Regions from separate parts of the Mus musculus genome. Here regions 2 and 3 are each linked to region 1. A link is a loop called in an ENCODE intact Hi-C map of the cell type or tissue named here. Cell type or tissue: left cerebral cortex. All regions are shown on one strand.

Region 1 (2,500 bases):
GAGGTGAGCCCGATGGATTCTGGGAATATGGCGGCCGTTGTCTGGACAACCGGTCTGTAGGTCGCGCTGTCGCTTATGTGATGTCACAGGTTTGGGAGGTCCTGATGCCAACACTGTGAGCATCACTGTGAACAATCAAGTTAAGGGCAAGATTCTGGCCAAGGGACCAATGTGCGGACTGAGCGCATCAAGCTCTGGAAGAGCAGAGGCAGCTTCCTGAAGCTGGTGAAGGAGAAAGATCAGAAGAACAAGGAAGCCAAGGGCACCTGGGTACAGCTGAGGCGCCAGGCTGCACCACCCAGAGAAGCACACTTTGTGAGGACTAACGGAAAAGAGCCTGAGCTGTTGGAGCCCATTCCATACGAATTCATGGCCTAATGTTTAAAAAAAAGAAATAAAGGACCCGGACTGAAAAAAAAAGAATGCACCCACACATCTCACACCTGCCTGTAACTTCATCTGCAGGGGATTAGACACTCTCTTCTGGCTTCCGTCGACATGCACACACAGGGCATACACTCACAAAGACATACGTGCACATACACAAACATAATAATAAACCTTGAAAATAGAAATACTTTGTCTGTTTCAGAATAGATATTTTAAACGTTCTTAAAACAAAGGACGGTACTTGACACAATGGGAATATGATAATTACCCCCAAACTGGCCACTCCAAGATGGTTAGACACATCAAACATAAATCTCACAGACAGGCAATAATTAAGTGTGCATGCACCCACGTTATCCTGGCTGTCCTTTGCCTGTGTTTTCTCTATGCTTCCAATCATGGGCTGTGATGCCAGGAAATAGTGATCTAAGGAAAATGGCACTGTGATAATAACCTTCTGAAGACCCCAACTACCATAAATCATTTTGCAGTTCAATCTCCCAGGTTTAAGTGTGTAGTGAGGGGTCATTGTTTCCTATACTACAACTCAGCCACATGGAGGCACTGCTGCCCCACTCTCTCTCTTTAGCCCACTGCTAATGAAGTCTTGTTTTATGTTTTAATCTCTCGAGCTGATAAAAGATTAGAGATCAGCAAACAATACATTGAGGGAGGAATCTGAATATGGGCAATTAGAAAAGAAAGCTATGACTTATTTTCCACATGGTCTAAGGAACCCTGGAAGGAAATGATGTACCTCTTACCACCATTTGGCTTCATAATTCATCTGTGTTATCACAAAGAAGGGATGTTTTCTAACCTGCCTGAACCATCTTCAGATAGGGTTATAGAGCAGTGGTCTTCACTCTTCCTAATGCTTCAACCCTTTAATACAGTTGTGATGACCCCAACCATAAAATTATGTCCTTGCTACTTCATCACTGTTATGGATTGAAATGTAGACATTAGATATGCAGGATATCTGATATGTGACTGCAAGGGTCATGACCCAAAGATTGAGAATCATTGTTACAGTGCACCTAAGGTGTGTGTGTGTGTGTGTGTGTGTGTGTGTATGTGTGTTTGTGCCCATGTGACCATAAGAACAGTTTCCAGAATCTCCTAGAATATCTCAAGCCTCAGAGTACAAACACGATAGGAACTCCTTCTGAAGAAGGGAAAGGTCACTCTCCCAGAAAGGAGCAGGAAAGAACACCTGCTTAAAACAGATATTGCCCGAAAGGAGAAAGTGCAGATGTCAGGGAGGAATCAGAACACCATGGTCCAGCCTTTGTCTGTCTGATATATTCACATGCATTTCAAAACTGTTCATGCTTATGTGGAAGTTAGTCACACAACCCAAGGGGCAGCACTTGAAACTCCCACTGAGCTACTATATCCAATCACCGGGAGTTCCGGAACGATCATTGGTCTCCTTTGTTCATTGCTGCATTTGCTCATGACTGCCCTGTGATGGACCACGATATAGAGTCTAATTTGGAAAAGACAAGAGCCACAAATAAGCTCTAGTCCCTTGAGTGTAGCATCTGTCTAAATGTAGGAATGGTGAGATTCCTGCCTGGGAGAGGACTGAGCCCTTGGCTGGCCATGTTTATTGTCTTTCCTCAATATCCTCTGTTGTTATTGTTGAGATGGTGTGATGGTTTGTATATGCTTGGCCCAGGGAGTGGCACTACTAGAAGGTGTGGCCCTGTTCAAGTAGGTGTGACCTTTTTGAAGTAGGCGTGGCGCTGTGGGTGTGGATTTTGAGACCCTTATCCTAGCTGCCTGGAGACCAGTATTCTTCTAGCAGTCTTCAAATGAAAATGTAGAATTCTCAGCTCCTCCTGCACCATGCCTGCCTGGATGCTGCCATGTTCCTTGATGATAGTGGACTGAATCTCTGACCCTGTAAGCCAACCCCAATTAAATGTTGCCCTTTATAAGACTTGCCTTGGTCATGGTGTCTGTTCACCGCAGTAAAACCCTAACTAAGACAAAAGGGTTCTCATTGAACCCAGGTTAGGCTCAAACTCCCTGTGTAGTAGAGATTGGTCTTGACCTCCTGATCTTGCCTCCACCTCCCAAATACTGGGATCATAGGCCTTTT
Region 2 (2,500 bases), 220 kb after region 1:
CACTGACCTGCAGCAGTCTTCTTGCTTCAGCCCCCAGTACACCGGCTGTGCCACCACATCTACCTAGCTTTTATAAACCATGACAGTTACAGGCAGTTGTTAGCCATTCTGTGTTTGCTGGGAACTTGCTGGGAAACATTACAAAAAAAAAGTACACATTCTTAATCACTGAATCATCGCTCCAGCCCTGTGTGTATGCCCACTTAAGATCTAGACTCTGTGTATGGGAGAAATCATGTACTATCTTTATGTGGCATATTTCACGATCTCCAGTTCCTTCCGTCTTATTGCAAATATCACAGCTTTCCTTCCTTCTTTCTTTCTTTCTTTCTTTCTTTCTTTCTTTCTTTCTTTCTTTCTTTCTTTCCTTCCTTCCTTCCTTCCTTCCTTCCTTCCTTCCTTCCTTCCTTCCTTCCTTCCTTCCTCTCTCTCTCTCTCTCTCTCTCTTTCTTTCTTTCTTTCTTTCTTTCTTTCTTTCTTTCTTTCGAGACAGGGTTTCTCTGTGTAGCTTTGGCTGTCCTGGAACTCACTCTGTAGACCAGGCTGGCTTCGAACTCAGAAATCTGCCTGTCTCTGCCTCCGAAGTGCTGGGATTAAAGGTGTGTGCCACCACTGCCTAGCTCTCACAGCTTCATTCTTTAATTGCAGTCAAATAAAATTCCAGTGTGTATATGAACCACATTTTCTTTATCTAGTCATTGGCTGATGGGCATCTAGGCCAGTTCACAGAGAAAGAAATTTCATGTAGGATTCTAATTAAACAAAGCGAGCATTCTTCCTTCTGTCTCTTTTAGTTCCTGTGACTTAGCTACTGCTCTGTAACAGACCATTCTAAAACTCAGTAGCTTGAAAGAAGTACTGCTGCAGTTCAGAATTCTGTGGATCTCCATTTGGGGCTGATCTCCTCTGCCTCTGGCAGAGCTGCAGGGAGTGGGTAATCTAGTGGTTTTGTTTACAAGGTTGGGAGTATGCCAGCTCTTGGCTGAGATGCCTCAGTCAGTCTCTGGCTCATTCATGCCAAGGTTCCAGCTGAAGCCTAAAGAGGACTAAAGTCTCAAAGCTCTTTCTGAGTCTCTCATCAATCTCATTAACCCTCACCAACTGCCCCCCAACCCCGGCAAAAAAAAAAAAAAGAAATAGAAAATCAAATGACCTCAGCAAGCTTTAAACCGTGGAGCAATCCATTCCTTGTGATAAGAGGAACAGCAGTCTCATTGCAAGTCTTTGGACCCAGGTATGTTTGCTGGCACTTTTACATACCCCACCCGCCTTCACATTCTGGCATTACTGTGGTTTACAGATATTTTCTTTAGATATGGCAGATTATGTTTAGACCCTTTCACTGATTTCCCCCCACATCTTGCTTAGTTTAAAATGCTTATAACTCATCATCTCGGATCCTTGCTTGACTTAGCAACAACCAACACCATTAACCACCCGTACGTTTCTCTTTCATTTCTATCTTCTGTCTTATACAGTCCTTGATATTTTCCCACACACCTCTTATCTCCCACTCCCATCCACCTGTACCTTCTCGGTGTTCTTGCTAGCTCCTCCTCCTCCTCCAAAATCCAAAAGACTGTGTTGCAAATTCCCGGGCCTGCTTCCCTCAGTTCTTTTCTCAATGTTACTACCTTGTTTTATAGGCGCACACTGCTTCAAATATCAAACTTTCCTCAACTGTGGTTCAAGGACCATCCTGAATTGGGGTCTGATGGAGGGATGGGGTGGAGATGAGGCAGGCTGGCAAAGATGTGTTAAGCGGCACGTACTATCTGAAGAACATTCGTGTGACATAGCAGTCTCTTAGGAAACATCTTAGAGAGGTCAGTGAGATGGCTCAGCAGGTTGGGTGCTTGCTGTAGCAGCACAGTGACCTGAATTCCATCCCCGGAACCCAGAAAAAAACAAGGCAAAGGAGAGCCTTGACTGAACAAGATGTAACTGTAACTTGGCACGGATGTTTGTGGTCTTCAAGCTTAAAAGCTCTGGAACATTCTGGTTCAGGGCTCGAGTGTGGGGTGCAGTTCAGCTCTTGAGTCCATTGTGTGGCCCTGATGGGTCAGTAGCAGCTTGATTGCAATACAGTTTTTGTCATCTGCAATGACCTGGTGCTTGTGTTGTGTTGACTCTAAGTGGACCCTACTAACATTTGGTGCATTGGCCAGGACGACGGATGTTTTCTGGGGTCCAACAGGTGACACGCTTCCCTCTCGTCTACAATAATAATGGATCAAATAAAGAGATTTGAAAGTGTGTGTGTGAGTGATTGTCAGAAGCTAGACATCTGAGAGGAAGGAACTACAACTGAGAAAATGCCTCCAAACATTAGCCTGCAGGCAAGCCTGGGAAGGCTTGTCTTGACTGATGATTGATGTGGCCAAGCCCATCCCATGGCGGGCAGTACCAACCTCCCAGGCAGGCTGGTCCCAGAGTTGTCTAAGAAAGCAGCCTGAGCATGCCATGGAGAGCAAACCAGTAAGTAGCATCCTTCCATGGC
Region 3 (2,500 bases), 78 kb after region 1:
TAGATCAAGCATCTGAAAGCATTTCAGCCTTGCAGAGGAAGGGAAAGCCTGTTGTGAGTTAGAAAAGATCAAAGTCTACCCGCTCATTCGGGTCTAGGAAGGCAGAAGCCAGCTTCGTTGCTGTTTTGGAATCCCACTCATGTGTATGTTTTCCACTAAGATATTTGGGCTCTCTCTGGTTATTTATTTTCCTCTTCCTCCTCCTTCTCTTTCTTGGGCAACTTACATAGTCCCTCTCTTCCAGACCTATTAGTATGTTTTCTGCTAATGGATGAGTACACAGAGAGAACCAGCCTTTAGCCAGCTGGTTCAGAAAGCTCAGACTCAGTATTTTGGCTTTTGAGTAGGCAGTTTAGTGGCATCTTGCTTTGTCAATATCTATTTTCCTGTTTAAGATATGAAGAGTTGGCTTCAGAGAGGTGATTCTCAGATGTGAAATGAAAGCTGTACTTGTCTCTGGGCCTCAGGATAAGTTTTCAGAACACAGCTATTGTAATGGAATTTTCCCCTCATTGATTAGATAACAAATAGGACAAGAAACCAATCACTGGCCAAGAAGAAGGTGTGACTTCTGGGTCTGGAAGGGGAAGAGGGGACCCAGGAGAAAGAGCCAGTCGAGGGAACAAGAAAGCCAGACAAAATGTAAGAAGCTGGCAGCGGTTGGTTGGATCCACCAAGATCTGCCACTCGAGGATTTATAACATAGATTAGCTTATGAAATTAAGATGCTATGTTCTGCCCTCAAGCAATTGTGTTATCTGTGGTTCTAAAAAAAAAAATGGTACCTCTTGGCTATTACTACCTGGGAATCACCTACCTGATATAAATACCTGAGGGGTATTTGCCTAGGAATTGGTGGGACATGGTTTTTTTTTTTTTGTTTTGTTTTGTTTTTTTTCTTGGTTCTAGTTGCCTTTCCAGCCTCAATTTTAAAAGGGGACAGATTCCTTAGAAAGGAAAGGGGCGCGTTGTTCCTGAGAGCCAGTACCCTAGCCGCGATTGCTCTCCTGCCCTTGTTAAGAAATGCAAGACATGTGTTGACAGTTAAGATGAAATCTAAAAGATGGATTTGGGCGGGTGCCCGGGAGCCTTAGCCAGCAGGAGGACAGCAATGGAAGACATAGCGTTCCCTGTGGGTAATGCAGCCGAAGAAAGCTGCCCATAGAGCAGCAGGGGACAGTTCTTGATTTCTTGGCAGGGAGGAGAAGGGGCTTTTGTGCGGGTAGGAACAGCCTGCCAGTCGGCTATATTTACAGAGCACCTGCTGTGTGGAACTTGGAAAGGAAAAGGAGATGGGTCTTGTCCTGAAGAAGCTTGTGACCAAAGAGGGAAGAAAGGCCCGCAGCTACTGTAAACGCTTTAGCATTTACAACCATCTATGAGATGGAAGCCGCATAGGGGACCTTTAGGGTCCGGACTGAGTCACGATGCTCCGCGTGTAGGCTGTGGATCAGCAGCAGCAGCAGTGCCCACAAACCCGTGAGAGATACAGAATTTTGAACTTGGCCACTGATCTCCCCCTCACAATCTATGGTTTGATCAGACCCTGTGCAAATGGCAGTTTCTGGAGCTCGAGGGTCCCAAGTACTGTAAGAAGGCAGAGTGAGGAGGGGCAACAGAACCAATCCTGGCAATCATTCACCAGCAAGTTCCTTAAACATGGGGTCTCCTCTCTCAGCCCGTTTTGTAAGCCAGATTCATAACATGTTCTCCAACCTACCCCATACTCAGTGGAGGTATAAGGGATATCGTTACTAACAAATAGCTGCCATAGAAGCAGCCAGTGAATTTGGGGGGAGGGGTGCAAATGATTTTAGTGGCAAAGCTGAGCATGACAGGATCTGTCCGAGACAAAGACATAACACACACACACACAAGCAGCAATATAGATAATATTAAAGGACACCCCGTGGGGGTGCTGAAACTTTGGGATTGGTTCATTTTCCGAGTCAAACCTGCTTGGCCGTCACCATTTCTGGTCACTTATTATCTACAGGTTACACGAACTCCTACCAATGTCCCGGGAATGACCGGCGCTTCTTTTCCCACTATCCGTTCTGTTTCGGCGCAATTGATGACTGGTTGATGACTGATCTGCTTCTCTAACTTGTGAACTGCAATGCTAGCCGTGAATTATACTCACTTTAGTAGCTCCCGTTTTTATAGTTAGGGTGAAGGAGGAGAGCACATCTGTCCCACTCTTAGCTGTCTCCTCAGCCCCCACCCCAATTCTGCACGGGAAGTCCTGGTCCTGAAAAGTAGACAAATCCTAAACAGGTGGCATATACGTTTCCTGTTCAGGTGTGGCCAAGTAAACATGATGATCGTTAAGAAAAACCAGGAAGCAATAATGCATAGATGATGCCATCTATTAACTCTTTCCTTTCTGCGACCACCCCAAGACGGAGGCTTTGTGGTTAGTTCCGTTTTCTAAGGAGGAAACTGAGGGATGCTCCCGGAGGTGGGTCAGCATAAGAGATCACGTGACCTTGAAGGTGCT

The links. Peaks named below come from ENCODE experiments on the same cell type or tissue, not always from the same donor. Only the 100,000 strongest peaks of a DNase experiment are listed, where the experiment ranks them.
Region 2: a loop joins it to region 1, with 1.9 times the contacts of the local background. A loop is called at or near these places in 7 of 42 quality-filtered maps.
Region 3: a loop joins it to region 1, with 2.0 times the contacts of the local background. A loop is called at or near these places in 2 of 42 quality-filtered maps.

What each region holds. Positions count from the first base shown.
Region 1 is chr10:88,668,370-88,670,869 of GRCm38, reverse strand. No RefSeq gene overlaps it. Among named protein-coding and RNA genes, the nearest start is that of Spic, 13 kb to the left of the region's middle. In left cerebral cortex, a CTCF peak has its summit at 946; a DNase peak (open chromatin) is centred at 949.
Region 2 is chr10:88,449,849-88,452,348 of GRCm38, reverse strand. No RefSeq gene overlaps it. Among named protein-coding and RNA genes, the nearest start is that of Sycp3, 8.5 kb to the left of the region's middle. In left cerebral cortex, no CTCF peak of the experiment used is centred here; a DNase peak (open chromatin) is centred at 951.
Region 3 is chr10:88,589,901-88,592,400 of GRCm38, reverse strand. The region is part of intron 1 of Mybpc1 (myosin binding protein C, slow-type); the gene reads left to right. Among named protein-coding and RNA genes, the nearest start is that of Mybpc1, 14 kb to the left of the region's middle. In left cerebral cortex, no CTCF peak of the experiment used is centred here; a DNase peak (open chromatin) is centred at 1,142.